Regions from separate parts of the Mus musculus genome. Here region 1 is linked to region 2. Evidence: chromatin loops called from intact Hi-C (ENCODE). Cell type or tissue: gastrocnemius. All regions are shown on one strand.

Evidence for each region. Hi-C counts contacts between places; a loop is a spot of excess contacts. Peaks named below come from ENCODE experiments on the same cell type or tissue, not always from the same donor. Only the 100,000 strongest peaks of a DNase experiment are listed, where the experiment ranks them.
Region 1: a loop joins it to region 2, with 6 times the contacts of the local background. A loop is called at or near these places in 23 of 42 quality-filtered maps.

Annotation. Positions count from the first base shown.
Region 1 is chr3:32,693,989-32,701,988 of GRCm38, forward strand. No RefSeq gene overlaps it. Among named protein-coding and RNA genes, the nearest start is that of Actl6a, 11 kb to the right of the region's middle. In gastrocnemius, a CTCF peak has its summit at 4,431 (motif pointing left); a DNase peak (open chromatin) is centred at 4,422.
Region 2 is chr3:32,329,635-32,337,634 of GRCm38, forward strand. It overlaps Zmat3 (zinc finger matrin type 3), which reads right to left. Exons shown (of 6, transcript NM_009517.2): 6 at 5,158-8,000. Among named protein-coding and RNA genes, the nearest start is that of Gm42201, 7.3 kb to the left of the region's middle. In gastrocnemius, no CTCF peak of the experiment used is centred here; DNase peaks (open chromatin) are centred at 3,983 and 5,450.

The sequences.
Region 1 (8,000 bases), 360 kb after region 2:
CCCCTTGGCCACCCATTGAGTCCTAGGATACAGTCTGATCACATGGAACTAGGAATCAGAAGCAAGAGCTCAACCAATAGCAGCAGCGTGGGGAGCAGGGGATGAAAGTGGGCAGTGGAGGCAGAGCCAAAACAACTTGTGTTGCCAGTGAGGTGACCCGTAGCTCTTGAGGGAATCTTGTGACACTGTGACCACAAACAGGGCTCAAGCCAGAGGCCATTGCAGCTTCTGGCTTAATCAACATGTGAATGGACTTTGGTAGAACTCTGGAGGAGGTCAAGTGTGGCTTGCACTTTCTTCTCTCTGGGTGACCCATAAGCTGTTGGGACCGGGTTCCATCGCTGGTGGCTGATTCTCCTTTCTATTGTTGCACAAGATGAGTCTTGCCCAAAGAGCTCACAGCTTTGTGAGAGCAAGACAATGGACCTTCTTGTCTCAGTCCCTGCCTCCTCCCAGGTCCCAAGAGACACCAGCCTGCACTAATAGCCGTTAGGGTTATCGCGTTTATGAGGCAAGAGTTGTACAGCATAAAAGACCAAGGCTGGCATGTGAAACATATTCAGACAAGGAAACAGTGATATTTGTGTTGAGTTTGGACAGAAGGATTTGAAGTATGAATTGAATACTTGTATTGGATGATGTATTTTAACAGCTCCTGTGTGTGTGTGTGTGTGTGTGTGTGTGTGTGTATAAAGTTACAGCACTCCCTCTCCCTCTCCCTCTCCCTCTCCCTCTCCCTCTCTCTCTCCCTCTCCCTCTCTCTCTCCCTCTCCCCCTCTCTCTCTCTCTCTCCCTCTCTTGCTGGTGCTGGTATGCAAATATTGGTAATAGCTATGTAGCACCCTAAAATAACTTAACAATGTGTTAGAGAAGATGAAATGGGTGCAGAAATAAGTAGAATTTTAGAGGTATTTCAAGTGCTGCTTGAGTTCTTAAGAGAGAGTCATTCTATCCGTTTGGAGGATTACAGGACCAGGTAAGGCATGGGCTGTTTTCAGAGAAGCAGATTTGACTTAGATGTACAGGCGGGCAGGCATCGGGAATGCTGAGAGGACATAGTGCTGGGAGTAAAGCCACCACAGGAAGGCTTGGGGAGTGGCCAGGGGCCACTTTGGGTGACCCGGAGTCTATCTGAGAAGAGCTGGAGAGATGACACCACAATAAAGAGTGCGTACTGCTCTTGCGGAGGATTCACTTCCCAGCACCCGTGTGAGGCAGCTCGTAACCACCTATGATTCAAGCACCCTCTTCTGACCTCTGAGGGTTCCTGCACTCACATGAACTTACCCCTCACATATGCGGAATTAAAGTAAAATAAATACAACTTTAAAGAGTTACTGTGAGAGGCCAGGACACATGGGTGATGATATCACCTGAATTGATCTCATATGTTCAAGTCATAATCCTAGTACCTCAAGTGAGGCTACATGTGGAGATAATGTTTTAACAGATGTTACGACGTGGTCTTCAGAGTGGGTCCTAATCCAATATTGTAGAAGAGGAAGTTTGGGCACAGACATGCAAAAACATAGAGGAAAGACTTCATGGTGACATCGGGACAAGCAGCCAATGACAATTTGAGAGAAATGCAGCAGTCAACAGCTTGATCTCACGGTGCCAGTGACTTATTTGGTGTTTCTATTGCTGGGATAAAGGATAAAATATGTACATTATGGTGGTTTGAATGAGAATGGCTCCCAAAGGCTCATAGACTGAATGTTTGGTTGCCAGATAGTGAAACTGAGTAGGGTTAGGAGATGTGACCTTATTGAAGATGGTGTGGCCCCATTGGAGTAGGTGTGGCCTTTTGGAATGGGTGTGGCCTTTTGGAGGCGATGTGCCACTGGGCTTTAAGATTTCAAAAACCTATTCCAGGTTTAGTGTCTCTTTCCCTCTGCCTGATGCCTGTGGATTAGTATGTAAAGCTCTCAGCTGTTGCTTCGACACCATGCTTGTCCGCTCCCCAACAGAATGATAAAGAACTAATCCTCCAAAACTGTAAGCAGGCCCCCAATTAAATGCTTTTCTTTATACAATTTACAATTGTAGTTCATCACTGAGGGAAGGCAGGCTAGGAACTCAAGCAGGGAAGGAATCTTGAGGCAGGAATTGAAACAGAGACCATGGAGAAATGCTGATTGCTGGCTTGTCCCCCATGACTTGCTTAGCCTGCTTTCTTAAAAACCACTTATGACCACTTGAGGTGTGGCACCACCCACAGTGGGCCAGGCCCCTTCTACATTAATTATTGAGAAAATGTCGCTGGGCAGTGGTGGTGAATGCCTTTAATCCTAGCATTTACGAGGCAGAGGCAGGTGGGTTTCTAAGTTGGAGGCCAGCCTGGTCTACAGAGTGAGTTCCAGGACGGCTCGGGCTATACAGAGAAACCCTGTCTCGAACGTTCATCCCCCCCTCCCAAAAAAAAGAAAGTATTCCCATGGGTACACCTACAGGCCAATCTGATGGTAACATTTTTCTAAACCGTGGTTCCCTCTTCTTGATAACTCTACCTTGTGTCAAGAAGAAAACAAACAAACAAACAACAACAACAACAACAACAGATAACCACAATTAGTTAGGACAGGGCCCAGACTGATGAATCTTTTCATCTTGAACTTCCCCATCTGTGGCCCTTTAAGGTACTCTCAGGAGCCTAAGCCAGGTACGTTAGAGCTGTTCCCCGGGGTCTTGGATTCCATGAAAAGGAGTTTAGGCTAGACCCTGGGCAGGATTTGGTGGTGCTCTGGGCTGTGGAACAGCTCCATGACAATGTTGCCACTGATTCACATTAGTGGTACATCAGGGTGGCCCAAGGAGTTACTTTGCAGCATCCACTAATTACATATCGACCCTGCTCCCTACATGGTTATCGTGTCCTGTGTCCCAGGAGCTGCAGCAAATGAGCAAAGGTTTTGGTGTTTTGTTTTTGTGGTGAGAGCGCATAGACACAAACATTCATGTTATCTCACACATGGTTTTCAGTGCTGGTGTTGTCTTTTGAGGACCCCACTGTCTCCACTGCAGAATTGGACTGGTGTATTGTGAAGGAGCCTGCCGTTACCAAATTGTTAGTCCCCCCGGGGGAGAATAGGATCACTACCACACTTTAGAGACAAAATGGAAGGAAGCTTGATTTTATTGGGGTGCACCCAGGAGCTGGCCAGCGGCGACTATCTCTTATATCAGGTTAAAGAGAGCAGGGCATAGTCTATTTCTTGGACCCCTTCTAAGGAGTAGAATCACAATTGGTTTCAAATCAGGTTTACAGAAGAGAGACAATAAAGAAAAAGGAAATATAGAAAAAAAATCTCAAAAAAAATCACCATGTGGTCATCATGTGATTAGGGAAGGCTAAGGGGGGCTAGAATATCCTCAAAAATAAGTCAAGATCATGGCTCGAGGAAACAGACTTTAAAAACAGCAACTCGGCTCTTCTAGTAAATAAAAGCTTATTTTTAACAATACAGCATTATGGCTTCTGTCTTCAAAATGGAGTTAGGCTGGTTCCTCAAAATATCGTTTGCTTCCTCATAATCACTGATCTGTTAGTAAGATGGTTAGCAGAGCCCTTCTTATCCTAATGGCAAGACAGACATGTGTGAATCTGACTCAGTGTTTCAGTCAATATTCTATTGCTGTGAAGAGGCACCACGACCAAGGCAACTCTTACAAAAGAACACACTTAATTGGGACTTGCTTACAGTTTCAGAGGCTTAGTCCATTATTTGCATGGTGGCACGTAGGCAGACATGGTACCTGAGAGATATACAGCCAGATCTGAAGGCAACAGGGAGAGAGAGACACAGGGCCTGGTGTGAGCCTTTGAAACCCCAAAGCCCACCCCCAGTGACACACTTCTTTCAGCAAGGCCACACCTACTCCAGCAAGGGCATACCTCCTAATGCCTGTCTTAGTGCCTCTCCCTAGTGACCAAGTACTCAAATCTATGAGCCTGTGGGGGCCATTCCTATTCAAACCTCCATACCCTGTTTCTGTGTCTGAGAAGTTGAGATTCCAGTTACCTGTAATCTGAGCAGCGCTTGCACAGAAATGTCAGGGAACATAAGATGGTGCTTTCTATCATTCCTCATAATACATATATCTACACTAAAATGTCTATGTTGAAATTTGCCTTTCATAGTCACTTACTTTGTGTATTTTACAGTATGGAGTAATTCTAGGTATACCTATTTTTTAAGAGGAATTTTTTTTTTCTTTTTGGACGGAGATAGTCTTGCAAATTTGTTTCTTAGCGTTTGTATCTAACAGTTGAAGCCTTTCCAACAGTGGATTTAATAAACATGGAGGAAGAGGTCCTTGTGGTTATGTAGTGATAACTGAATTCCTTAATGTGCTTTGACAGGCTTGACTTGAGGAGAACTGGTGTGGTACCATAAGAACAGAAGACCAGCGCCCCCTTGTGTCGAAGCCAGAGGCTGCAGCAGGAACACAGAACATTCTTTATGCTTGGAGTACCAGGCTTTTGAAAGCGCAATGTCTATTGATTTGGACTCCGAGTCAGTCTCTGAGCACCCACTGTTGGGCCAGATGACTTCACTGTGGGACTTCACTGTTTATTGATGTAGTATCTGGGCTTAGGAAGAAATGCTCCAAGTGTGGATAAAGAGAACTGGTTTGCTTTGTCCTCGTACTGCAGAGGAACCAGCTCAGAGGCCCTCACATGCTGGTCATGTGCTCTGCCACTGAGCTGTGCGCCCATCCCAGGCACTTCTAGTTTTGATAAGGTGTGCCAGTGAGAAGGGACAGCCAATAGTCCTGAGGTTTCTTGCTCTTTAATCCTACTAGTATCAGTAACATTGACTGAGGCCTGGGGAAGACTGTAGACAGAAATCAGGCTTTAGGGGAGAAATAGCCATGCAGAAACATCTTGCAGCCTTCAGATAGTCTCCAGGATTCTGTGGTGTGCTGGGAATCAGACCCAATAATTTTATTTTTTTAATTCATTATATAGTAAGTAGTTTTCTAAATTTTAAAGACATATTTTTTTTTGGTATATAGATGCTTTCCCTGCTTGTATGTCTGTGCACCATGTATGTGAAGTGTTGAGGGAGGTCAGAAGGTGTCAGATCCCTAGGATCGGGAGTCTGGATGATCACAAGCCATCTTGTAGGTACTGGGCATTGTCCCTGGGTCTTCTAGAGAGCAACAAGTGCTCTTAAACACTGAACCAATTCTCTAGCCCCAAGTTTTCTAGTATTTAAGAATTAAAAAATACAAGCAGCAGCTGGGAATGGTGGCACACCCCTTTAATACCAGGACTTGGGGCAGGGGCAGGCAAATCTGTGAGTTAGAGGCCAGCTTGATCTATAGTGTAAGTTCCAAGGCAGACAGGCTACACAGAGAAACTCTATTTCCAAATATCAACAACTGACCAACTGACCGACCAACCAACCAACCAACCACCACAAGCTGCCATGATCTAAGTCTCACCTCAAAGGAAGCAATGCCATGACTGTGGAGTGTTCTCTTGGGCTGAACAGTTTTCCTTTAAGAGATTCTTCTAGCAATTCAATACTTTAGGGTCAATAATTTTAGCGTCTTGTTATCTTTTTTTTTTTTAATTAACTGTGGCATCGGAGTGCTTACTAAGCGTGAATGAAGCCTCAGGTCTGATCCCCTGCACAGTGTAAAGCCAGGTGTATCTGTGGTGGTGCCTGTAACAGTAGAACTCTGGAGGCAGAGACAGGAGGATCAGAAATTCAAGGCCATCTTCAGATAGATGGTGAGTTTAAGGCCAGCCTGGGTGTTAAGAGGTCTTGTTTCAAAATAAAGTATAATCAAAGGCTTAGTGTTGGGGCCAGCCAGCAGCTCACATGTCCGGGTTCGAGCCTGGAAGGCATCTTGGAACTGAAAGAAAAGAGAGAGCCTAGGCAGGTTGAGAAATAATGGAACCAAGACAAGTAGTCTGCTCAAGGTTCAAATTTTTAATGGTGGACACGCTTTATAAAAGAGGGAGGAAGTCCATTCCCGCCAATTCATCCTTGGAGCCTGGAACCAGCTGCAGGTGATGATGTGCAGGATAGGGCATAGTCTCCAGAGTAGCTCCGGGGCCTCTCAGCTGGTAGCAGTATCTTGAAGAGGAACAGCGACAGTGGCTCAACAATAGAGTGATCTAGGGAGGAAGGCTCCCCCCTAGATAATCTCCTTAGTGGCAGCAAGGTCAAGTTCTGGCTCAGCCTGCTTCAGGCTTATGGGAGGCTACATCTCCTCCCTGTTATTAATATTTTTAAAAAGCTGGACTGAGGCATAAAATTTATCTATGCTCCATAGTCCTGCCTGGGAATTATGGTGGCTGGCGGCCGTACCTGCCTGAGGATCTCAGATCCTCTCAAACCATCCAATTCCGTCATAGGAAGTTACATGCAGCTAGTTTGTGTTATAATTCACACAAACATGGCTCTGTGGTTTAATATCAACAGCCACGGCCTTTTGGCATGTACCCCCGTCTTAGATTGGTATGATCCGGGATCTGGTTGCCCGTCATTGACTAACTGGCCCTCATAGCGCACCTTATTCCCAAATCAGACCAAAGCCACAATATGTACTTATAATTCTTCTTGATGAAAATTAATAACTGCCACCTGCGCACTGTTAGGGGCGGGGATGCATGCCTGCTGCAGTCAAGCTGAAGGGCCTTGATTGACCTGCTTGAAAAACAAAGTCAAGACAGTGAAAGGCACAGTACAAAAGCTTCTTCGGAGGAAGACCAGGTACCCCATTCAATTGCAAATTAGCAATGATCAGGCTAGACTTAGAGCTCCTGGTGTGTGTGTGTGTGGGGGGGTGACTTTGAGAATTGCAGAAAGGCTTACAGCTTCCCTGTGAGTGGAGGCTGTGCTTTAATTTAACTTTTTGGCTAAAGAGGATTTTTAGCCATAATCAAGGTTAGAGTCATACTTACTAGAAGATTCAGGATCTGTGTCTAGTTGTTGAACTAAACTCTCAGGCAGCCATCGCGCTCCATCTTCTTTTTGTGAAAAAACACAGACCAAGCCCCTTTCCCAGATTAGGACCGGGTCTGGACCCTTCCATTCATTAGTAAATGGGTCCTGCCACTTTACCATGGCATAAGAACTAGAAGTAACTGGATGCCAGTGGCAATCCACTGCAGACTGACCTTTAACATCAGTTTGCAAAAAATTTAGAACAAATAAAGCAAAAGCAAGATGTGCCTTTGGTGACCTTGGCGGGGAGGGGGGGTATAACTGCCCCTGTTTTGTTTCTTAAAAGCCAATTTTTTAAAGTGCGATGAGCACGTTTAACTATTCCTTGTCTCATGGGGTTATAAGAAATTCCAGTTTTATGTTTGATGCCAAATTCTTTACAAAATGAAGTAATTTTTTTTTTTTTTTTTTTTTGCTAGAATAGGATGGCCCGTTATCTGTCTTAATAAGTTTAGGCAATCCCATGGCATTAAAGGTTTGTAGGCAATAATCAATTACATTTTTGGAGGCTTCTCCTGTATGCAGAGAAGCAAAAAGAAACCCTGAACAAGTATCAATACAAACATGTATATATTTTAATTTTCCAAATTCTGCATACTGAGTTACATCCACTTGCCAAATATGATTAGGCATGTGGCACTGGAGATAATGTAATACATTTAGGATATTGTTTTACAATCATTCTTGCCTACTCCTTAGTGATCTTAAGTCGGAGCCTTAAGGTCTGGCTAGAGAGATGAAATTTTTCATGATCATGTTTGGTCAAAGCAACAGGATCTGAAATTAAGGCTTCTCCTATTAGAGCTCTGTCGATGCAATCATTGCCTTCAGCTAAAGGTTCAGGAAGACCAGAATGAGATCGTATGTGGCCAATATAGAACGGGTGTTTTTGGGCAAGAATGATGTTTTGCAATTGTGAAAACAGGGATCCTGCTGGCGTATTAAACATACCACAGGTATCCAATAAGGATACCGATTGTGCAACATATAAACTATCAGTAAAAATATTAAAAGCCTCATGTACAGACTGAAAGA
Region 2 (8,000 bases):
CAATAAAGACAGGTTCTAATTCCACAAGTCTACAGTGAGACCTGGGGCCAGTATGTAAGTTCCAAAGCACTGGAGTAAGTTTCTAGATTCCTCATACAAGCCTGTAGGAAAGAGGCAGCTAGAGAGATAGATCAACAGTTAAGAACACTTGCTGCTCTTCCAGACAGCCTAACTTCTCCAGGAAACCTGATGCCCTCTTCTGGCCTCCTAGGGTACCCACAAACATTACTAACAAACAAACACACACACACACACACACACACACACACACACACACATACACACACACACAGCAAGTCTTTAAAGAAAGAATAAAAGAGATTCTTATCTGTGTCTCAGTTGATGGAGGACTGGCCTAACATGCTGAGCCCTCGTCTGACCCCCAACACCAGGCATGGTAGCACACCCCTATGATCCCCACACTTAGAAGTAAAGGCAGGAAGATCATGAGTTCAGGGTTTTCCACTGTTATATAGGAAGTTTGAGGACAGCCCGGGCTACATAAGATCCTCCTGTCTTAAAGAAGATCATTTAAAAAGAGAAAAATAATTTATCATAGATGTGTTGAAGTATTTGCTATGAGGAAATACTGAATGGCCCCTGTGTGCCTACTGGCAGAGGAAAAATTATAGTGTGTTCAATAAATCACATGGAAATAAGGCAAATAACAACACTCAACAGACTACATATCATTAGTCTATAGGTACTGAAAGAAACACCGAACTCAAGAATATAAGTCGAACTGTGAAGGAAAGGATGAGCCTCTTCTGAAATGGAAACTTCTAGTTTCTGTGGAATTAGTTATGTCAACTGATGTTTTGCTGGGGCACACAGGTAGAAGGCTGTCTTGCTAAAGCAGACACGTGAAAGAATGTTTTTCTAAAGTAGTCACGGGTAAATGGATGTTTTCCTGGAGCAGACATGTGAAAAAATGTTTTCCTCACGCAGACACAGGTGAAAGGATGCTTTGATCCAGCAAACACGGGAAAGGACCTGTGATGAAGGAGTATGAATATGACCCCACAGCCAGTGGGAGATGAGCACTAAGCTTTGCTTTGGTTTCCTCCACCTCTCTATTCTTCACTAACAACACACATGTATTGGATTACCTTACAAAATGTTGTTGAACTCAACTTGTGGCTCAACTCATGGCTCAACTCGTGCCATTGAGAGAAACTCACCCAAGGACTGTTTGTAAGATTCCTCTAGCAGCTTGTCACTTGCAGCAGTCTTGCCTCAGGCCAGGTGGCAAGCCTTGCAGTTTCTTCAGGATTGAACTACAGTTGCTGGGTTTGTGCCTGGTGTCACCTGCAGAAAGGACTGGACTGCAGCAGATGGTTCATGTGTGGTATCTGCCTGCCCGAGAGGACTGGTCTGCAGCTGCTGAGTTGTATTTGGTGTTTGCTACAAGACTGAACTGCTGACCAAAAAGACTGAGCTCGCCTCAAAAGAACTATTGCTGACCAGATCCAATTTCCCATCTCCTAATAACGTTTCCCTTCCACTACCTCTGCTGGGTGGTAGGCTAGAGGAGAGGTTGAACTCTTATTAAGAGTAGGTTGCAAAAATTTATGTTTACACTCTTCTAAATCTGTTTTCTTTGAAAATAGAACAAAATAAAGCAGTCTTAAGAGAGGGCTGAGCTCTCTGTGCTATGGGAAGACAGGTCTACTTGATTATCCTATACAATCTGCATGCATTGAATGCATTTTAATTCTTCATTTATGTGGGGCCGTGGGTGTGGGGGGGAGGGGGAGGGGGAGAGAACCCACGTCCTGCTAGAGTTCCGATGCTCTGGGCAGGTGGACACAGGAGGACTGCGCACACTTTCCATGCTGTGTTAAGCCACTGACCCCACATGTCAGGTGGTGGACAAGGGGCAGCCCAACTCCCAGGTTCTTGGTCTCTGGCATCCCACACTGGATACGGCAGAGGAGCTGAGAACAGAATAGGGGCCCTGGGGATGAAGGGAGGAGAGGGCAGGTGGCGCTGGATGGTTCCCATCGGTGAGAGTCCTTGGTCAGGTCCATGGCTGGAGCACAGGATGGCCTTCTGGCAGGTTAGACTCGGCTCATTAGGAGAAAGCCCATCCCATCATTCAAGCATGGCAGGCCTTGATGATCAAAGATGGTCGATGGTTTTAGAGCTTTATTGTAGAAAGACAGGGAGAAAGGAGAGAAGGTAGAAAGAGAGAGGCTGGCCATGGCCACGTGGAGAGAGGGGGTAAAGGATAAAGAGAAGGAGGGCTAGAGAATAAGAAAGGTGAGAGCTTAAGAGAGCGAGGAGGGGCCAAGCAGCCCCTCTTATAGTGGGCTGGGCTATCTTGTAGTTGCCAGGTAACTGTAGGGGGGGGAGGGGAGCATACCTGGCTATAGTCAGGTAACTGTGGGGGTGGAGTCTAGCCAGAATGTCAGAAGCTTGGGACATTACCTGACTGGTAGTCACAGAATTATGGACAGGCACCTGATTCTGGGAATGTGGCTCCACTTTCCATCCCTAGTAGATTTCTCTATTGGGTCACCTGAGCAAGCCCTATTCAACCAAAATAGGCTGCCTATCACAGTCCCACAGACTTATATATACCTTCATACACTCATATGCTTAGAACTGTCATTTATAATAGCCAAGGGTAAACAGAAGGAACCAAAATGCCCACTGATGGATGATGGGTAAGCTCTATGTACCTCTACATGCAACGGAGTACTATGAAGGCAATTTTGGCATGTAGTCCAGTGCTGAGAGAACCTTATGCTTAGAGAAGTAAGACGAATAAGGCAGGGAGCGACAGACTTCCCCTGCTGTAAGACTCCTCAGGTAGTCAGCTTCATAAGCTCAGAGGGCAGAATGGTGGCCACCAGGCCCTGGGGAGGGGAAAACGGAAGGTCGTGCTTGATGACGTTTCAGACTGGGCAGATGAGAACCACTGAGGGGCGGGATGGTGGTCATGGCTACACAACAAAGTAAGCGGATCTGATGCCACCTTAAAAATGATTACAGCAACCCATTCTTTTATGCACGAGTTACTCACTTAAGTCCTTAACTTTAAAAGTCAGAATAATTCCCCAAACTAAAAAAATGGGTTATCATGTAAGAGAATACACACTCAAAGGTCAAGCCACACTGCTGGCTGTTTGTCATGACACACTGGTGTCACCAAAAAGGGCAAACAGACCAGCTCCAGAAACTAAAGAACTAGAGTAACTGACAGCTCAAGGGATGGGAAAACAGCTTAAGGGATGGGAAAACAGAGTGAGTTCAGGATCTAGCTTGTCAAAAAGATAAAAGAGAAAGTCATTTTTAAGATACTCCTCTAAATGACCTACAGTACAAAGGAAGGGATGGAAGGAACTCTCGACCAGGCCGGCCTCGAGACAGTGAGCACTGGGCATTAGCACCAGCCTTTTCCAAATGTCCTGTCTCCTGAGCTGCAACTCACTGTACAGAAACTATTCTGCCCCTGCCCCAAACACATCACATTCAGGAAAAGCTTAGAGCTTCAAACTTGGTTTTTATGCTGTCCCAGTGACTCACTCTCACACGCTGTGCCTTTATTTCATTGTTTTTCTCACTTCCCCAGTCTTTTTTTTTTTTTTTTTTTTTTTTGAGGATCTAATTCCTTGCTCCCGGTGTAGAGACTTGCACTTACGATCACTTCATTCTCAGGTCTGTTCTTCTTGTCCACATGCAGCAAAATGTGGAGTGAGGGGGTTGTCTGGTTTGGTTTTTAAATAAAACAGGCATTCTGAAAGAACTGTATTTGTTTAAAATAAAATAGGCATTCGCCACAATAATTACTCTAGCAGCTTTATCAAGGGAAACATTCACCAATAGTTATTGAAGACACTATGTCTGAATTTTCAAATGAACCTATGTTTTGCTGCACTTACCAGTAAAACGCATATCCTCCACATTTTCTTAAACCTAAATCCTGACTTTAAGCTCCTCACAATGGCTAGATGCAAGCTTTGAAGAGTCCACACGGTGGCGCTAAATACCTATGGGCCAAGTCTATAACCCAGTGAACTGTTATGAAAATCAGAGCAAAGGAGCCTCTGGCAAACAAGGATTAGATAATGAAGCTAATATGAAAGCCATCTTGTTCTTGTCTGGAGGGAAGGCTGCCGTCCAAAATACATTTGAAGTTCTAATTACATACCTAAAAACCCAAATGGCAAGCCTAACTTACCAGCTTCTCTCTCTTCCAAAGGCAGGTCTACCTCTGGTCGCAGAGGTAGATTCCAGGGCCAGGTACATTCCAGGGCCAAGTACACATCTCATGTATGTTAGGGGGTTACACGTGTGTTAGACACATTTATATTAAGATTTTTTGTCTCGGTCCTATTAACACTCTCATTGCACTGCAATAAACTGTCTTCATTTCTAAGTTCTCAATAGTTTGAGTATCCCACAAATAGGATAAATTTTTGTGCCCTGAGCTCAAAAGACAAGTCTTAAAGCTCTTCACAAACACTGGGTGCGGCCTTCACACTCTCCTATCAGGTCACCAGTGGCCTGGGAATGTCCGGTGTGGTCTTACAGGCAGCTGTGAGGCATAGGCTGGGGCATGACCTTGGACTGAGGGCCAAGGTCCCCATCTGGGAAAACCTAGAGCAAGGAAACCTGCAAGGCTCCTGGGACTTAGGCACCTCTGATGGCCCTCCTCATCCCATCTTAAAACTTACAACCTACTTTTCAAACAGACATTTAAATTCAAAGCATGATGCATGCACTCCACAGCACTCCAAAGACTCTGTGAGGACTGCATTCCAGTGACTATGTCCATAACCCCATTTCATAGGTGGAATGCCCAAGAGATGAGTGAGCGTCTGCTCTCTGATGTGTTTCTTTCCAGGAGCAGGAGTTGTCATTCTTCTGGGTTCATTCTCTCAGAATTTGAAGAGAACATAAATATCAGAAGGTATCACAAAACAGAATACACCCCGGTCCCAGGTTAGCTGGGAAGGAAGAGTCGGAGGTGGATGGGTAGCTAGGCCAACTCCACAGCAAGTCCTCAAATTCAGTATTCTAAGCCTTGGAAAGCACACAGTAGACCACATACCGCTGTGAACTGGGAGCGCACATCCCACCTGAAGTATGGGGATGACAGCTGGGTGCTAATCACTGATGCTAACTTCCTCCCGACTCAGAACCGAACGCTTTTGAGACAAGACTCAGAAACTGTTTTATTGAACTGAACACAAAAAGCCCGTTACAATGTCATCAAGCCTTTATCAGAAATCAGTACATACATGAGAATACACAGCCAAGATGAGCCAACGTAAGTGGTCTAAGCTTAAATAACATTCAGACTTCTGTATTTATTAGGCTGAAGGAAATAAAAACCAAAAGAGCAATTTCAATTTCACAATTCACAGTTGATTGGTTTGAATCCTGTGACGTCAGTCAGCTCTGTAGCCCCAGAACATAGACTGGCCCACTGCCCGGTGGCCTGCTCAGACACTCAACGGCCAAGTGACAAGTGGGGAGCGTGATATGACACAGCCCCACTTTCCGGTTTGGACTGGCATTTCTTAGCTGCGTTCTTTCTAGTGAAACAGCAAAAGCACATTTTCGGTTTGCCACACTGATCACGTGAAAGGTTCACATTCTCTCGGCTTCCTGCTTCACTTCTAACTTAAGACAATAACTGAATTAAAACGCACCCTTGACACTGAAAGCAAGATCAGCTTTGCTTCTGGATCAAGAGCACATACCCCAGAGAGGACATGTATGTCTCAGCAGACAGCTGGGATGCTTGACAGAGTAGCCTGGCATACCCAATAAGGCATTTCGAAGGCAACACACAAAACCCATGCCAGGTCACTACAGTTGACTGGGGGTGGGGGGTGGGGGGCCACAGGTGAGCAGAGTCAACGTGAGACTTACAAAGTGACACACTGGCTTACAGAACCTTTGGTGGGTGATCAGATACTGAAAGAAGGCAGAACAACGACCAGCCACGTCCAGGAGGGTTTGCTCCCGAGAGGGCTTTGCCCTGCCTAAGACAGTATCGCTCACCCTGACTTATGGAGTCATTTCTTAAAACCAACAAAAAAAGCATCAGGTAGAGAGTGCATGAGAGGGGTCAGTGATGGAGAACACCATTTTCACGAAGGGGTGGGGGGAGGGGGGGTCACGTGACCACTTACGTAGCCAGAGTGGTCATAAAAGCCATTTAAAGACAAAAACAATCAGACAGACCCTGCATGAGTTGGTGCTCAACAGTGCAGTGAGATTTTAGCAATTGCTTTGGACTCAATTAGAACTACAATTTATATAGCTTGGCATGGTGGTACATGCCTGTAATCCCAGCACCAGGAGGTGGAGGCAGGAGGATCGGGGGAGTTCAAGGTCAGCCTTGGCTACATAGTAGAAGTGACTCACCTGAGCTACATGGAACATCACAAAAACAACAAATACCCACAGGAATATCTCTGTGTTAAGAGAACTGTGAAATGTCTAAAACTAAAATTCTAGTTGGTAAAAAATAAACACAGTCCTTCTAAGGGCACAAAAGGAAGTGTTCGGTTACACTGGAAGCCTAAGATTACAACTTAAATGCACTCAGGTTGGATTGTGATTTGGTTCTCCCCATCCAACCTATCCAACCTGAGCAAACCCCTTCAGCTCTGCAGCGCTGGCCACAGGAGGCGGGCAGAGGATGGAGGCAGACCGCAGTTCTCTCCGACATGACTGGAGGGAGGCTGTAGACTGCCTAAGGCTTGCCCAGCCCTCAGTAGACAGTACTGTTGTCTCAGAGTTTAATCCTGCTATGTACAGGCATAGGAGGCGAGTGGTTACAGCGCCTGGGAGTTCACAGCAAGTCCTGTCGGGAACGTAACGTTTGTGGGCCACGTAACCTGGTACGGACTTGTTGGAAACCCTAAGCACACTCAAGAACAGAAACAAGGAAGACTGCTATCCACAGGAGAGTACAGAGACTGCTTACTGCCTCAGGTTATGACCTACACATGCTGTCTTCCTAAGACATTAACATGTGAATATTAAATCCTAGTGTATGACACCCATGGTAGGGACGCTGTCTGAAATGTATAGAGCCATCTGTCCTGATGGGCAGACAGAAGAACACAGCGATGGGCTCATGGGAGTCGTGAGGAAACCCGAGTAGGGAAATGTCAACAGTAGGAGATAGAGTTAGGTGTGCTCCAAAATGTTTTCCACTTTGACAAATGTCCAAAATTCTTCATAATGAAATTCTGAGGCAAATGTTACTATTTCTACATGAAAATTGGTTTAATCGTATGTTCAGAAGGTTGTAGAGACCGCAGGAAATTTAATATTTTCAGCTAATCGAAGGAAGGAAACTGTCATTTTCAAAGGCCTCCAACTTGCTTAAAAAGGTCCCTCTATCCACGCAGAGACGAAGTACAACACCACCCAGAGCTACAGTCTGTTTGTATACATAATTCTCTCCACTCTACAGAAGAACCAAGCCGGAGCGCGGTCACTGTAGGACGTTTGCTTCCACATCAGCATCTCAAGCTCTGAGTCCTCAGTGGCATCAAACACAGGCACAGAGATGACTACTGCCAGCCTCAGCAGCCAGGCTCCCACCCAGAGTGCACACTTCACCCAAAAGCAAATTGAGATTGCACTAGGAAATGGAGAGAGGGAGGCAGACACAGAGCAGAATTCACAAGGACCGTTGATATTTCAAGCTATTTAATGAACAGTGGTTAATGGCAGTAAATCCTGTCTTCTCTACCCTCTGTGAAATGCTAACACTTGCTAAAGGCACTCATATTCTGGGTTTAACGGACACAAGGTCACATGGGACCATAAGCCAGGACTTTTTTTTTTTGGTAGCTACAGAGAAAGGGCGTTCACAAAGAGTCCCTATTGATAATGGAAGGAAACACCACACAGCTATCCATATAAATGTCTCATGAGAAGCTATTTACACAGCTAGTGTTCACTCAGCTACACTGACACGGCAGCTCACAGGAGACTCGCCCAAACAGAACCCAAAAGCAACAAAG